Linked DNA regions of Mus musculus: region 2 is linked to region 1. A link is a loop called in an ENCODE intact Hi-C map of the cell type or tissue named here. Cell type or tissue: gastrocnemius. All regions are shown on one strand. Links, peaks and the distances in the headings refer to the core of each region. The heading gives the core; the rest is flanking DNA. Region 1 holds the start of Cul1 (cullin 1). Region 2 has its middle 91 kb from the start of Cul1.

Region 1 (8,793 bases), core at 268-8,267:
TTGATAGTATAAAAAATAAATTTGCATGTAAAACCATTTTCTTAGTTTGTCATTTGCCTTTTATTTTGTTTACAAGATTTTACCATAAGGAAGTTTTACAAGTCTGAAGTAATCAGTTCTTCTTTAAAGTCTATTTTTGGTATTAAGTTTCTCAAACCTGAGACTTGAAATTGATACTTTCTTTGTTACTAATTTTTTTATAAAAATCTTTTAAAAGACACAAGTTCACCTAAAATCACTACTATTTTACAGTGGTTTAATTACTTAAGCCACTGCATACTTTACACATACTTAAATTGGTAGTCTGTTTTCTTAAGTATTTTCTGACACAGGCCTTTAAAAAATTAGCTTATTAAATGGATTTAAGATTTTTTGCAAGGCCAATGAATCATAACATTACACCCAATTTAACAATAGCCCCAAAGTTCTACAAATGTTTATGCTTATACCATCACTGTCTACTCTCTAGTGTTTTCTGAAGGACCAGGAAGAAGAAACTCATTCTTGGGAACCAACCATACTTATTATGTATGATGAATTCTGTTGTAATGGTCAGACATCAATCCTTAAAGACTCTTTCATTTTAATCTCTGCTAATCTTCCTTTAATTTCATATACATCACTTTCAAGGTGAGTCCCTTGTTTAAAAGTTCAAACTCTGGGATGACCATCTTGCTCTAACCTCCTACCTGAGGCTTTACACCTTCATAGTCTTGATGAAAACTACCCAAAGTCCAGGACCCTTCTATTTTCTACAAGGAGAGCTAAATGTCAGTACTTACACTTCACGTGGCTTTGTAAAGATCTGAAGTGGGAGGATGTACATAGATTTTGACATGAGCATTGTGCTAGGTATTAGAGTCAGATTTGTTCCACCTGCCCCTAGGTAAAGTCAGTCTAATAGAAGAAACCACCAAGTGTCATCAGAATGTTAAGCACTGGGATAGATCCATAGACAACATGACATAAACAACATAGACAACATGAGGACCTAGGGAAAGGTCCTAGACAGGATGGCAAGACCAGCTTTCCTAAAATGAAGATGCCTGAGCTAAAGTGATAAGAAAAAGACCCAGAACAGATCAGAAGTACAATCAAGCTGAAGCGTGAGTGGAAGCCAGAGAGCAGAATCTTCCTTCTGTCCAGGTTTCCCAAGGGAAAAAAAAAATACTATCAAGACTTTACATAACCCTGGTGATCAAACATGAAATGATATACTATGCTCTATAAGGTAGTTCTCCAATGTCTCATTGGTTATGTTCCCATGGAATCCACTCATTTTAAGAACTTAGAAGTTAGATGGTATCACTTAAAAACTACCTTAGGTGCTTGCTGCCAAGACTCAGGAACTGCTGCCAAGTTTACGGAATCCCTGAGACCCACAAGATAGAGAAGAGACTATGAAGTTTGTCTTCTGGCTTTCACACGTGCACTGTGGTGCATGCACATACATGCTTTTTTAAAAGATGAATTTAGAACTGTCCTTTAAAATAGATGGTTAACAGCTTTTTCCTCCAAGCATACCTAAAAGATGAGTTCAAAATGAAACCACTGATTCTCAAAAATCAATTTATCCCATGACTTCATGGGAAAGGTAAAAAAGACTAGGCTTTGGGACTTATGAAGTGCTCAAACTTCAAGACAGTTATAACTTTGAGGGGCCCTAACAAATTAAATCTTAAGAATGCCAAGTAACTATTGTTTGACTTAAGGTTTGTTCATTTAAACATAATTTTCCTTGCTGAAATGAAGGTCCCTTATCCTCCCACAGAAACTTTTGGTACAACTGGGCTGGACTATCTTCCCAGCAGGTAACAGCCTTAAATACTAACCGGCTTTACTTCAAAGGCAAAGGGGTAAACAAACTTGTTTTTTAAAAAAATACTGACTCCTTAAATTAGAATGATTAATTTTAATTTTACAAACTGTTTAGATTTCCACAACTAAAGAAACCCTCAACCATTTTTTCCCTAGGATACAGTATGTAGTTATGCAGGTGGAAGGGGGACACAAGAAAAATAACAGTTTTCACTCTAGGGAAGCATGCAACATAATAGTAAACTTGCACTTTTAACAAGCTCAGCAGCAACAGTGACTATGTTTTCTGCAGCCAAAATGAAGGGGAGTAGTAAAACCCTAGGATTAGTCCAAAAAAGAAAAAAAAAATCATTCATGGTACCAGCAAGATCATGTTCTGTTATCTGAGGGTTACAAAGTAAAGGACTTAGTCTGTGTCTTCAATGATTTCATAGTCACATGTATGGGAAATAAGCCTGCACTGACAAAATTAATTAGCGCAAGAAGGTGGAGTTCCCTGAACAACAGAGTCTATGTAATATCTAAAGACACCTGGCCAAATTAGCTCAGACTTCAGATGTATGTGACATACTAGGAATTTGGGCCACACCTTCCAGGGCCTGACCATAAGACTCAGGAAAGATGTATCTTACAAACACCCTAGCCTATCTAAAATTGGTTGTCTTTTGGGCAAAACAGTTTTTTAAAGATGATGCCAACAGGGAGGAAAGAGAAAGGTTAGCATTTTTAGAAAGCACTTTGGTCTTTTCTCCCAGGCTTAAGGCTTAGTAAATGCTCCCCAAAACCTCCAAAAATGGGCAGAATAGAAGATAAAACAAGCCAGTGTTGTGTTGCATACTCAGAATTTAAAATGAGCTATAACTGTTTCAACTTACTATGGGAAGCAACAAATACAAGTTTTAAGTAAAAAGAGAAATCTTAAAGCCTTCTCAAACAAAGAAAGACCTCATATCCTTATTTTCCTCAACTACACTGGCTTCTTCAGAGTGTTAGGTTTAGGTCCTAAAAATTGAAGTAAAAGGAGCTTAGTTCCTCTTTTGTCACCCCAGTGCCTTTCTAAAACAGTAATCATTTATTCCATTCTTAGCTTTTGGCTGTTTTAATGCTACTCCAGCAAAGAGCAAGTACACACAGGGCAACTAAAAGCACTTGAACAACTTGACTGCATTTCGGCATGCGTGCCCGTCCCACAAACCCCCAACGACTGTGAACTAACCACAAGTATCAACAGTGACCTCTCAGAAAAGGGGAATCCTCCTTTTTTGGCATACCTAGCTCCCTTAACTTTGGGGCTTAGGCTCAAGGAATGAGAGTGCAAGTGTTCCTTGCTTTCTTAGTTATCTCCTGAGTAACAACACAGTGCACAGGTGACAGAAAGAGGGGGTTCTCAGGGCCACGCGGGATTTAAGAATAGAGGCCCGCAGAGTCTACAGCCCCCGACTCAGTCCTCCTGGCCCGGTGCCGGGTTACCTTTGGGGTCAGAGCGCGCGCTCCCGCCGGGACCGGGGACGCGCCGAGGCCGCCGCACAGGGAGGGCCCAGTTCGACTGAGGAGAGCTGGCGGACGCCCGGGGGCTCCGTTCCTTTGGAAAAGCACACCGCATCCCGGCGCGCCTTGCTCGGCCACGCTCCCAGAGAGAACGGAGCCCGGCACCACTGTTACCCAATAATCATGCCCCGCACCGTCGCAACAATGAGTGCCCCCGGATCCCCGAGAGCACGAGTCCCCCGGCCCTGAGCCACCCCGGCCAAGCGGAACCCCCAGGGCCGAGGGGAAGGGAGGGGTGGCGCGTGAGGCGCCGAGGTCGGCGCCACAGGCCGCGGTGAGTCCGGCTTTTTCCCAGTGCGTAGCCAGGGCCTGGCCCTGCGAGTCCCGGCCCAGGCCGAGCCTGGCCGGCCGGGTGACTCAGGCCGGGCCTGGCCGCTCCGCTCCGCCCTCGGCGTCCTACGCCCACGACTTCTCCGGCCCGGCCGCCATTCCGCCTAGCCGCGGCGCGGCGCCTCAGGCCTCGCCGGCAGCCCGGGCTCGGACGCCGCGGCCCGAGTCACTGCGACGCCGCGGCTCCGCCGTGGCCTGCGCTGCCTCCCGCCACCGCGGCCCGAGCCGCTACTCACCCGCATCTCCGGGCGCCCCCCGACGCTCGGGCGACGGCGTGTAGTGCTCGCGGGGCCCGCCGAGGTCTGGCCGCGTCCCTCAGCGCCCGGGCTGCCCCGCCTGGAGCTGCGTGCGACACGGCGCCCGCTCCTCCTCCTCCTCCCCTGCCCGCCTGCCGGCCCTCCTCCTCCCGCCGCCGCCGCCGCCGCCTGCACCACGCAACCTCCGCCCTCTCGCCGTCCCTCCGCCGCTCCCCGCCCTCCCGGCTTCACCGGCTCTGGCGACCGCGGGGCGAAGCCGTGGGGGAGGGAGGGCCGGAACGCACCGCCATCGGCGTCCGGGGCGGGGGAGCCAAGAAACCGTCGCCGCCATCGCCGGGCCTGCGGCGGCGCGGGAGGGGCACGGAAACGGCCCCCCCAGAGGCCCTGGTCACCCGCTTCGTGGCCAGGACCCGCTTCGCGCGGGCATTTCTACCTGCGAGCCATGGCCTCTGCTTCCCAAACGCCGAGCCGGGTCCTGCCGGACGAGCGGAATCCTCCGCCAGGTTTTCCCGCCGCCCTCGCGTCGGGGCGGCCTCTCGAGTGCCGGCTTCCCGCCACTTCGGACTTCTCGTGGAGACCGAGCCGAGGCTGGGGGCTCTGACCTCTGAAGACACTTCCGGAAGCGGCTGTGGGAGAGGGGCTTTGAGCTCCCCTGCCCCTCCCCTCCATGCACCTCCCGGGAGCTGACATGGGTCCCAACTGCACTGATCCTGGCTGGTGTCTCCTGTCCTGGAGTTGAACCAGAGGCAGTATCCCCAACCGTGAGATGAGAAAGTCAAATGGGCAGGCGGACTCAAGAGAAAAGTGCTACTGCTTCACCGACCCCCCTTTCTACCTGCAGGCCTTGGAGATCCTCCTGCGGAAACCTCCAGCTTGCCCACATACCCACGTGGATGTGTGTCTCCCTCTTTAATACTTTTCAGCAGTGGCCTCCCTTCCTTCTTGAGAGCCTTTTTTCACTTTCACTGTATATGGTTTAGTTAGGGAGAGTTGGGAGTTGCGATTCCAACCTGGGATGGCATGAAGTAGTATTCTTACATCTAGAATAATCTCACCCATTGGAAATCAGCTGCTGTCATCTTGTGCTTTGTAATATTCAATTGTAAATTTGGCAACACCCCTAGCCACAGGTGAGAGGCTGGAGAAAGAATGGATTTACCCCATACCTTGTTAGAGGCAGCTGTTTTAATATCCTAGCTTAGATCTGCCATTTAATTCTGTGAACTAGCAAGGGAAGATTTTCAGTTAGCTCATCATCTGGGCCAAAGATGTATTTGATGTAACTTCTGTAACTTTTCACCAAACTAGAACACCACAGAGATTCTTTCTAATGCACCATTTCGGGGCAGAAATCCTCAGCAGACCTGACAGGTCTCAAATCCACAACTTGAGTAACCCGTGCTTCCTCTCAAAAGAAAGTCCCACTGGTGTGTAGTCCAGCAGTTCTCATTCTGTGGATGGACACCCGTTGGACAAACTTCTATCTCCAAACACATTTACATTACGATTCATAGCAGCAAAATTACAGTTATGAAATAGCAACAAAAACCATTTTCTGATTGGGGGTCACCTGGTGAACTGTATTAAAGAGTCACAGCATTAGGAAGTTAAGAACTGCTGGTTTAGTGTCTTCTATCGAACTGTAGCTTTTTGTCAACATCTATTAAGTATTTTTTAGAAGTGTTGTTTCTGCATGTGTATACCAAATTATATTATCTTTACGTTTGTCTGGGGAAAAGGTTTTTAATTTGTTTTATGTCAAACACCTCAATAACTCATTCAAAAGAAACATGTTTTTAGTAACTTTTCTGTAGACATATGGTAAGGGTGGAGATAAATGTAAGGCTTGTTCCTTGTATATTTTGGCTTTCATTTTAAACTGGATTCCCATGTATTCATAGAAAACAGTTTACTTCCTCTCTATATTTCCTAATCTGTTGTCTTCAGTCTCACCAGTCTATATGGTCTCCTTTCCTGTGATTTTTCACCTCTGGATATGAGTTTGTATGTCAACTTGAGGGTTTTCTCCAACCCATTTTGCCTTAATACAAGTATTTAATCTATCTGAATCCACTCCCTGATTCGCCCTGCCTCCATTCCTTGTTTTAAAGTATCTTATTTACTGTCAATACTATCATTTTCATTGATTTGTTCATTCACCTGTGTCCACTTTGCAACCAGGTGGCATCTGTTCTGAGCAGATAACCCTACCTAACAGGATAAAAAGATATAATAGTAACTTTCATGCTCAAAACACTCTTCATCTTCTCTGTCTCAGCAAAATGGATATCTCTTTGGATGAGCCAGTTTGGAAAGAGAGTGACACCAGAATCAAAGCTCAAAACTGTCCCAAAGGTCTTTATCAGGACAAAGTCAATGGGATTAAAATCTCTTTGTAAATTAGAAACAATAATGAACTGGAAAAAACGCAAGTTTTAGATTAGCTATTTTTAAAATAGCTATTTTTAAAATACCTCATTGCTAGCTTCCCATGTGTGCCTTCAGGTATGGGTTGGGGTGCAGGATTTTTTCTTAAGTTTGCCAGTTTTTTTTTTTTTCCAGTATTTTGCTGGAAGAACATTGAAGCCTGCTCACAGCATGTTTACTACTCAGATTGAAGAGTACTGAGTCACTTGAACAACCATAGGAACTATTATTTCTAAGACTTGGGTAAGAAACTAGTCTGTGGAAAGTAAATGGGTTTCACAGGTTTGTGAATTACCCAGAGACATAATTGCAAACTTCAGATCTAAGACCCAAACTTGGAAGGAAAAGAGCAAAACCAGAAGCTGACACTACCAGAGTTTATATTTGTGTGAACCATTTTTAACTGGGTAGGCTTGAGCAAGTTATTAAACTTCTCAGTGTTTCATCATCCTCTGATATGGAGGTGATAATAGCTCAAGGAATGTTAGCTAAACATTGATATTTCTGATGATAATAAAGACCCAGAACCTGAATTTGGGAACCACTCCATGTTCCTTCTGTCCAAGTTTTTAAAGTTATAATCCTACAATGTTTACTATGCTTTATATGTTCTAATGAACTTAATTTGTTTTTAGGCTGTGTAATTTTTAATTTTTTTCTTTTTTTTTTTTTGATTTTTCGAGACAGGGTTTCTCTGTACAGCCCTGGCTGTCCTGGAACTCACTTTGTAGACAAGGATGGCCTCGAACTCAGAAATCCACCTGCCTCTGCCTCCCGAGTGCTGGGATTAAAGGCGTGAGCCACCACACCTGGCAATTTTTAATTTTTTATGGGTATGTGTTGAGAGACTCTCTTGTGCACTGTATAAAAGCAAAACCTGCAATTGCATGTATAAGTGTGTTGCCTTCACATATATGTATTATCTGTGCATGCGTACCTGGTACTGAGAAGACCAGAAGAGAGTGTTCAAGCCCCTGGATCTGGAGTTACAGACACTTATGAGTTACCATTTGTGTGCTGGGAATAGGACTCATGTCCTCTGCAAAAAGCTCTTAATTCACTGAGCCATCTCCCTAGCCTTCAACGTAATTGTTATAAAAGGATTAGGCTGGGCATAATGACAAATGCTCTTAATCTCAGGAGGCAGAGAAGGTATATCTTTGTGAATTTAAGGCCAGCCTATATCACAAAACTGACCAGGGGTCGGTCAGTCAAGTAAATGAGATTTTTTAAAATATATATTTATTTTTAATTGTGTATACAATTTTGAAGACATTTTTGATTACTTATGTATGTATTTGGGGTGTATGAGTATGTACATGTAAAATCAGGTATCTGTTGAGGTCAGAGGTATCTAATCCCTGGAGCTGAATTTACAGTTTGTGAAGAGGCCAGTCTCCAGAGGGTGCTGGAGACTAAGCCTGGTTCCTTGTCAAAAGTAGTACATCCTTGTAGGCCTTTGATTTTTCTCAACCCTATTTTTAATAATGGTTCATAAATGCTTTAACCTCCCTTCTAGCCCACCACCCATCAGGGCTAGTAGAAAAGAAAGGTTATTAGGAGATAGGGGAAGTGAACCCATTTAGAAATTGTTCTTTGGAGCAGATTCCATTTGCATTGTCAGGAAATCAGCAGTTCAGTTCACACAATTCAGCAGCAGCAGCAGCTCGATCCACTCACAGGTACTTCATGAATACACCAGCAGTCCAGTTTAGTAGTCGGTATAGCAAACACAAATCAGCAGCCCTGGCATGATTAGGCCAGGAGAAGTTATTTGTGGTGCCTCTCTTAAAGAAATGAAGATCAATGAGAACCCAAGACCAAGAAACTTTACAAAGTTATGCAAGCCTGTCACTATTGAGTCCTATTTATACTCTCTACAAACATCCCGTGTCCTCCATGGGTCTAGCCTTATGAAAAGTCTTGCCTCAACATGTGAGTCTGCCTTAGCAAAACTCCATTTGAGTCTGTATCAGCTGACATCACTCTGCCAATCAGCAGGCGTCTAAGGAAGTGGTAAGAAGCCCCCAGAGCACCACCAGAAGTTTTTGGTGCATTTCTCTCAATGGAGTCATGACAAATGGAGCTCAGCTATACTGTAAGGTGAACTAATACATGTGAGTCATTAGTGAAGAATCCTTCATCACGCATCCTTTCATGTACTTGCTTTAGCAAAACATCCTTTCACCTGTGTCTGCTTCAGGTAAACATCCGTTGACATAACTGACTTCTAATTGGGGGTTTCTACCCCACCTTAGATCATTTTGTTCACAGATAAAAGATACAAAACTTTTATATTTGTAATGAGCCTTAATCAGCTCGAGCTGGGCATGTGTCTACCCTCTGTGCTGTTATGTCTACTTCCCTGCCCATAACCCTGAGATCTGACTTGCCATGTTATACCTGGTCTCCT
Region 2 (8,793 bases), core at 369-8,368, 91 kb after region 1:
AGGCAGCAGAGTAATGAGCAGCTCCCCTCAGCCCGTTCATTATCCTCCACCTGCTCTGGTCCATCCGGAGTGGAATCCTTATTGACTGCAGGATTTCAGCTGAGGCTTGTCCTCATTGTAATTCATATCACATTCCCTGCAGCTCCTAGGAACTCAAATAAACAGAAGGACTGATATTAGTACTGAAAATGCAATTAAGGCACTCATTGTAAAGTAAAAATGAATTACCTCACCCTCACCATATGGCCACAACTGATTAACACCTAGAAGAAATAGTCTAAAGCTTGTGAAGTCAGAATTATCATCTTAGATCATTGTGACAGACTTTCTGCAGGAGGGAGGGGGAGAAGAAGTGGCTGGAAGTTTACTAGATGTCCAAAAAAAAAAAAAATCTCATTCTGATCAGGTGAAAGAGACTGTCAATATAAGCACTGTGAGCTATATTATGGAGTTGTTGGGTTGGGTGATTGTTTCCATTGGTTTGTGATTGTTTCCATTGGTTTTAGTTGTAATTATGAGGAAATAACAGAGATTCTCCACCAACACAGGCAGTTTTCAACCATTCTTGGGAATGGACTTAGTCCATCCATCAAAACATCTTTTTTCATAAGTTATTTGTTGAGCAGCTGTTCCTTGGCTGGAAGATCATTCCATGTGACCTACTTTACCCTTAGGGGTAGTTAAACTGGTGGGAATCTGCGCCTTTCTGAGCTGGACTAAACAGGTTATCATCACAAAGGTGTCTAGAAAGATGCAGACCTATTGAGAAGACAGGGTTGCTGCTGAAGCTGCCTTGCAGAGGCAGGTAAAGAGCTGTGGAATACACAGTGCCGTTCCTGACATTTGATGAGCATATGTCCTCTTGTGTGGAGAATCATACAGAATTGAATTAGGGCCACCCATCCCCTCAAAATCCCCCAGATGACTTTGTGTAGGGCTGTGGAAAGTTTAATCAACTTAGTGCTACCCTCAGTTCCTCCCTTGTTTTCTCTGTAAATGCTTCCATGAGTGATGGGGATATGGCTACTTGCTAATGGGAGGCATGGTAGCCACTTCAGATGGGAAGACTGAACCTGCGGCCTTTGGTGTGCGTTGCTGGGTAACAAAGAAATGGACAAACTTCAAAGTCCCACTACTTCAGCTGCTTCTCAGACAGACTGAGCCATTAAGTTAGAGACATCCTGACATTTGGGTCAAGACTAGGTGAGAGTGAAATAGAATTCCCAGGGAGGAAGCTTATTTCAAGGCAAGGAAGCCTGGATTGTGCGGAGGAGCCAGCTGGCCACCCTGAGGGCAAACGGTATGCTGGGTGTAAGGTCAACTGGAGTGTTTTGAAACTCAAGCTGGATTCAGAGACCATACACAGCTGTTGTCAGTATGGGGACACAGACTCCCTCATGGCAGAGTTGAGGGAGGGGCTGCTTAGAGGTTGACCCCTTAGGGAAAAATGATATGCCTGCCTCTAGAACAGAAAATTCTGCATTTCTCTTCTTCTGTTCCTGATTCTGAACTCAGAGATCTTTCACCCCTCACTCCTGGACAATTTCTATGACGTTGTACTAATTGTTGTGACACATGGTCTCATCTGGGGACAGTATTTAGTAACCTTAAATTTGGTTCAGCCACAAAGCTCTATTAGAGGACCTTATGAAATCCATAAACAAAGACAGAGATCCCCATACTCTGTCATTTAAAATGCCTGGCACTGTCACTTCTGTTTTGTGACAGATGGCCCCATTTTCAGTGTGACCCTTTCTGTAGCCCTCAGCAGTCCATTGCCTCTGTTTGCAAAATTTAAATATCTGAACAATAAGGAAGGTTGCTAGTGGGGGTGCACTTTTAATCCTGAGCTAATCAGATTTTAGTTGTCCTGGAACAGAAAGGGCAGTAAATGGTTTTCTTTATGGAGGATGTTTGGGGTCTCCTGGGTTCTTTAGCTACAGAATGCATGGGACTAAGCTATGGGTGGGGGCAGGGTGGAAACATCACTTCTAGGAAGTGATGCTTTCCCTGTGCACAGAAAATAGATGGAAGTGAGGGCAGAGACCAAGACTGTACTGAGAGGATCAGAGACTCAGAAAAGTGCTTTCTCCCTACGAGAAAGGTCAGGACGAAGTTATATATATGAAGTCTTGTATTTGATATGGTAGGCTAAAAGAAAAAAAAAAACAGACTTCTAGTTGGTAGTTAATACTGAACCTTATAGCCAGCCAACTGCAGTTGCTTTGTGTCCAAAATCCATATAATGAGCACAGTGCTGAAGACTCTCCAGACTGCTACTTCTGCAAACCAGAACCTTCATGAAAGGAGCGGGGTCACATGATGACTGCCCATCACAGCGAGAAGGGTTGGGGCTGGTTTGGATGTCAAGATGCTGTTACTTTTGAGATCAGATGTGCTTTAAGTGTTTATATAGACAAAGAAAGAGTATTGGGTACCGGGCGTAGTGGCATACGCCTTTAATCCTTTAATCCCAGCACTCGAGAGGCAGAGGCAGGTGGATTTCTGAGTTTGAGGCCAGCCTGGTCTATAGAGTGAGTTCCAGGACAGCCAGGGCTACACAGAGAAATCCTGTCTTGAAAAACAAAAACAAAAACAAAAACAAAAAAACAAAGAGAGAGAGAGAGAGAGTATTGGAACTGAGCTATAAAAATAAAAATCAAGCAAGACATGCTTAAAAACAACTCTTAGTTTTTCTCACTTGAAACCCTTTTATTATCAATTATACATGACTTTGACCTTTTTTCTTGTGCTAAAAGCATTTAATGCCTGTCTGGGGAATAACTTCAAAAGCAAGATTTTGGAAGTCCCCAAGATGTGAATACCTGACTTAGAAACACCCAGATGTGCAGGCAATGCTGTAAGAGACTGTTGGCCATTTCCATCTGTGTGGACGGCACTAGGCATGGTAGAAAGATCTATGAGCTCTGCAGCATTAAGGTTAAAGCCCTCTGTGGGATTACATGGCCGGTAGCAGCTCAGCTTCTATTCTGGACTCTGGCCCTGTAAGCCTCCTAGGGCTGCTGACAGCTGCCTACAAGCTTTCAGAGCAGGGGGTGGGGGTCCTCTGAGGGGCAGCTGGGCACCTGTTGTGCTCCATCCCTCTCTCACCCATACCATCTTCAGAGGGCCTCATCTTCTTCTCTCCTTCATGTCCATTCTGGCTAAGAGACCATTATGTTGACTACAGACTTTCTGTTTCTACCCTCAACACTACATCCATCTCTATCAGAGCAGCAGCAGCCCCACCTGGAAGATTTGTATTGAAATTAAAAAATTGATATTTAGTGTTCCTTGGGCTCTGTGATATTCAGTGCTTCAAAGAAATAATTTCTGTGAACCACTTTATCTGGACTAGTCAACAGTTATTTGATCTTAGAGCAATGTGGCTTCTTTTTTCAAGTAGTTGCTAAGGAATGGCTCTGGAGAAGTTTCCAAGAATACATGAGGACCATCTGTATCTAAAGAACAGGAATGAGACTTGGCTCAGTTAAGCCCTTGTGGCCTGAGATGCTGGTGCCCCATGATGCTGTTATTTCAGATGGACTAAGCCAGATGTGTGGAAATCTAATACATGTGGAGTTACTGTGTTTTCAGAAGAATAGCTTGTTGGAATTGTATGGCTGACCACACTGTTGGCAGGGACTGAATTTTCCCCAAAGGGAGCGGATATTCCCACCATCTCTAATTCTGGGAAGATGGTCAGGGAATATGTTTTCTGACTTGGAAGAGAACTCTGAGAAAATACTGTGTCTCTGGTCTCATGGGTGAACAGACACTCTAGATGCTGTGAAGGCAATTAGTCCTAGAACTAGTGCTAAACGATTTCCATATCTGATTCTTTTCTGTTATCCTCAGTGGCAGTGGTAACACTCTTTCCCAATGTTTACATGTCCTTTCTGGAGCAGTACCTGCACTTTTTGTCTAGGCTGTAAGATTCCCCACACAGTACAATCAGACAGTCCAGTTCAGAAAGAGAGATGCTCTGCCCACAGCTTCACAGGTGTGTATCTGACACATGACAGACTTGGCCAAGATGAGTAGACACATTCCTTCCATAGCGAGTGGTTTATGGCCTCACTTATCACCCCATTTGGGCCAATCAGATAGTCTGAGAACTTCACTAAGTGGGAAAGAGTTATTCTTGGATTGAATGTACCTGGCACTCTTAGGGAGCTGGTACTTGAAGAGTAACTTGCACAAAACTGGACAGAATTTTAAAAAAGGTTTGAATCCCTAGAACATTCTGGAGCACCTGTATCCAGCTATATTCAAGCATCTGCCTTTTCAGTTGTATAAACAACAACAACAACAAAATCACACACAAAACCCTCTTTTACGCACTTGGGTGAGTTCTAATTGTGGTTTCTGAAATTTGTTCCTAAAGGCATCTTTAGGATTAAATTTAAATAAAACCTGTGTGTCACCTATATGGTGTAGAATTCAGGAAAGCAAGTACCCTTGTTTGGTGAAAAGCACTTTGTGAGAAGAACAGCCACAGCATCAGAAGCTGACCTTCACTCCACAGGAAGTAATCTGCAGAGCAGGAAGCAGGTACCAGCAGGTTACTGGTAAAATCAATAACCTTACTGATATGGAACACGCTACTGTTCTTGGTAGATTCCCATGTATGCCTAGTAAATATTAAAATATTTTGGTTACCATCAATGTTTATTTTTCTATTCATATCAGCAGTTTTCATCATCATAGCCAAAAGATGGAAACAGCCCAAATGTCAATTGACAGATGAATACCTAAAGCACATGTTGTAATCCAGTGGGGTATTATTCAGTTTTAAACAAATGGAAGGCTGAGATAGAGAGATGATTCCTCGGCTAAACACATCTTTTTCTCTTCTACAGGGTCTGAGTTTGACTCCTAGCACCCAAGTCAGGAAGCTCACAATTGCCTGGAACTCTACCAGCTTCAAGGAGTCCAATGCCCCTGGCTACCTGGGTCACTAACACACACTTGGAGTATATTCACACACACAATCTTAAAAGTAAAATAAAAATTTAAAAACGTAAAATAAATGAAGTCTATTCTTCTACATTCTTCTATGGATGAGCCTTGAGGAAATATGCTAAGTGAAATTAGCCAACCATAAAAATAAAACTTCGTATGATTCTGCTTACATGAGCTATGTAAAGGTATCAAATTTGTAGAGGCAGAAAGTACAATGGCATCTAGGAGCTTGGAAGAATGATTAATGGGGAGTTATTTAACGGGTATGGAGGTTCAATTTTGCAAGATAAAAAAGTGTGGAGTGTATCAATGTTCTGATTGCTGTGGCCTGCCATCTCATCAGTGAGAGCCCACACTGAGACTCCCTTAATGGAGTTTTCCCAAGACTTTACCAATCATGGATACCTTAACCATCATGGACTCTGATGAGTTATAGACTCTAGGTGCAGGCCCTAGGTGCAGGTTTCACAGTCTAGACCTATGGCAGATCCCTTTTCTTTTCTTTTTCTCATCTATCTATCTATCTATCTATCTATCTATCTATCTATCTATCTATCTATCTATTCATTCATTTATTAACTTTACAGCCTGATCACAGCCCCCCTTCCTCTTCTCCTCCCAGTCCCACCCTTCCACCCCTCCGCTATCCCCTTTTCCTTAAAGAAGGGGAGGACCCCCATGGGTACCAACCAACCCTGGTACATCAAGTTGCAGCAAGACTAAGTGCATCTTCTCCCACTGAGGCCAGACAAGGTAGTCCAGCTATGGGAAAGGGACCCAAAGGGCAGGCAATGGAGTAAGAAATAGCCCCTGCTCTAATTGTTAGGGGACCCACAAACTGTATATCTGCTTCATCTACATATGGAACGTAGGTCCAGCCCCTGAATGCTTTTTGATTGGTGGTTCAGTCTCTATGAGCCCCCATGGGCCCAAGTTAGATTACTCTGTAGGTCTTTTTGTGTTGTCCTTGATCCCTCTGCCCCCAATTCTTCCCCTACTCTTTCATAAGACTCCCCAAGTTCTACCCAATGCTTGGCTGTGGGTCTCTGCATCTGTTTCCATCAGTTGCTGGATAAAGTCTCACAGGAGCCAGTTATGCTAGACTCCTTTCTACAAGCATAGTAAAGTATCATTAATAGTGTAAGGGGTTGGCTTCTCTCACATGGGGTGAGTCTCAAGGTGGGCCAGTAATTGGTTGGCCATTCCTTCCATCACAGAGCCCCTTTTCACTCCAGAATCCAGTCAAGGATGGTTGTCCTCCATAAACAGATACCTCCTGGCTTTCAGAGTTAAAATCAGTGATACTCCTTGAAGATGTTGAAGGACAGCCTAGAAGTATTGGCTACAAAAGAAAGAACTCCTTGTACTCTTAAATCTTTTCTGTAAATATAACAAGACATATTTCAACCTTAGTACCTTAAATTTTCTTAGATGCTTCAGTCATTACTAAAAATCAAAAGAAAATGTAAGATCACAAGCATTATCACATTTATATTAACACATCTAAAAAGTGCAACAATTTATTTTTTTAGGATCTCTCTACTTAGGAAAAGAAAACATTTTTCTCAGGAGAATAATGAATGTGAGAAGCTTTGGGTAACTGATTGAAAACACAGAACCAGGGACTGCAGAGATGGCTCAGCAGTTAAGAAAGCTTAATGCTCTTGGAGAGAAGTTTCTAGCACCTACATGGTGGCTCACAACTGCCTCAACTCTAGTTCCAGGAACCTGATACTCTTATACCCTCTTCTGATTTCAATAGGCGCCTGCATGTATACACTAGAAATACTTACATTTAGGCATATATATATACATATATATATGTAAGTATATATATATACATATATATATACATACATACATACACACATATACATATATAAAATAAAACAAAACAAAAACTCAAAAAAAAACCATAAGACCCAAACTCCAGACACTAGGAATGTTATCATTTCTTTGCTGCATCACCAGATATCTTAGTTTAATTTCTGTTGCTATGATTTAAAAAAGATACCCAGACACAAACAACTTTAAGGGAGTAAAGGTTTATTTGGCTTCCAGGTCACAATCCATCATTTCAGGAAAGTCAAGGCAGGAACCTGAAGAACCTAATCACATATACAGTTAAGAGCAGAGAGAGAATGAATATATGCATGCCTCTAGTGCTTAGCTTACTTTCTCCACCCTGGTAGCACTCCAAGCCTAGGGGATGATTCCACCCACTGTGGATGGTATCTTCAAACATCCATTAACATAATCAAGATGGTCCCCCACTAACATGTTCACAGATCAACCTGATTTAGACAATTCTCAACTGAGACTCTTCTTTTGCCAGGCAATTCTAGCTTGTGGTATATTGATAATTAAAACTAGCCATCACTATGAGGGTTTCTTTTTAAAATTCATATCTGTGAGCAGGGTTTTAAGCAATTACATAAACTTCACTTTCTTGGAACTCAATTTCTTTCTCTAGTGTGACCCATTTGTTAAAATAATGACAGTTAAAATCCTTGAGTTTTACTTCAGTTTGTGAAGAAAATCTTGTTGTATAAGTTTGTGATAAGAGTAGTGATCAGGGACTGGATGCTGTCAAATGTCTTCAGTTAGAATTAAGTGAGCATGGTAGTAGCTGGTGATCAAATGGAAATGGTTCAGCCAAGACTGAGTATGAGCAGAACGAACTTCAACAGAAGGTGGTGAAGAACCATGTCCCTACCACTCTTGGATCTGTTCTCCCTTCAAGCTCATACCCATGGTCCTCAGTGGGGGTGGGGCAGCACATTATGACTATCCAATAGAGGAATTCAACCCAATTTATGAAAGATTGTCTTAACATTGTAAGCCAAGCCAGCAATGGATTCTTATTGCAGTATAACTTAACATTAGCTATAGGGAGCCCACCTCTTGCCTTCACAGAGCTACTGCTGCTTGTGGAGAGGGCAGAAGGAGAACATGTCTTAGGTAAGATGTAGGTGCCTTAGCAGTGGCTAAGATGGTCTGTCTTGTCAGGATCCTGGGAAAGTCACTAGCAAAGAGATCTGGGAACAAGGCATGTGAGTGGACCTATGGGAGCAATCCAAAGTGCACATATTGACATTGAACCTCTTTATGAACTAGGTCCAGTATCTGTCTATAAAAGCATTGGAGTGTCCTCTTAAATTCATAGGTTGACTCCAGCTTTGAGATGACACCCTATGGAGTTTGACAACCATCTTTCTAAAACATAGTAGTATAAACCTGAGAACCAACAGTTATTCTATGTATATATGTGTGTGTGTGTGTGTGTGTGTGTGTGTGTGTACTGTTTATGAGAAGTAGCACAAGTGGGTTACATGAATCTGGAAACAAAGGGAGGCCTTTGTCACTCTTCCTACATATTGCTTCCTACAACTTGCAAGTTTATGTCTTCTAAGTTGGTGAGGGTCCCATGAAGTCCACTGTAATTATAGTAAAAATTCTTATAGTTGAAGCTCTGGGTGCCACCTAGTCAGATCATTTTAGTGTCTTTCTGCAAAAGAGTTAGCAGCCTGAGTTGATACCACTGACTACAACATGGTGCAGGCAGATGAGGGCAGAAAGAAGTATTTACAGATCGATCAGTGCATCTTTTAGTGCTCTGAATTTTTAACTGTGAGTAGGTGATTACAGCAACTAGCATGTGACAGGGCCTTGGCAGCTAAGGCACCTCAGAGATGATTGGCTGCCCCACCCCATCAGACAAATAATGGTCTAGGATGAAGGAAGTTTAGAATGGAGTAGGGGAGGAGCCTGAAAATCAATGACAGGCTGAGGACCAACCTGAAGAAACTGGTTGCTTCATTTGCATCG

What was found. Peaks named below come from ENCODE experiments on the same cell type or tissue, not always from the same donor. Only the 100,000 strongest peaks of a DNase experiment are listed, where the experiment ranks them.
Region 2: it touches region 1 in a loop (2.3-fold over the local background); 2 of 42 quality-filtered maps call a loop at or near these places.

What each region holds. Positions count from the first base shown.
Region 1 is chr6:47,449,623-47,458,415 of GRCm38, reverse strand. It overlaps Cul1 (cullin 1), which reads right to left and starts at 4,097. Exons shown (of 22, transcript NM_012042.4): 1 at 3,933-4,097. In gastrocnemius, for the core only: no CTCF peak of the experiment used is centred there; DNase peaks (open chromatin) are centred at 1,352, 3,371, 4,123 and 4,415; H3K4me3 peaks cover 3,157 bases; H3K27ac peaks cover 3,474 bases.
Region 2 is chr6:47,358,976-47,367,768 of GRCm38, reverse strand. No RefSeq gene overlaps it. Among named protein-coding and RNA genes, the nearest start is that of Cul1, 91 kb to the left of the region's middle. In gastrocnemius, for the core only: no CTCF peak of the experiment used is centred there; a DNase peak (open chromatin) is centred at 1,266; H3K27ac peaks cover 810 bases.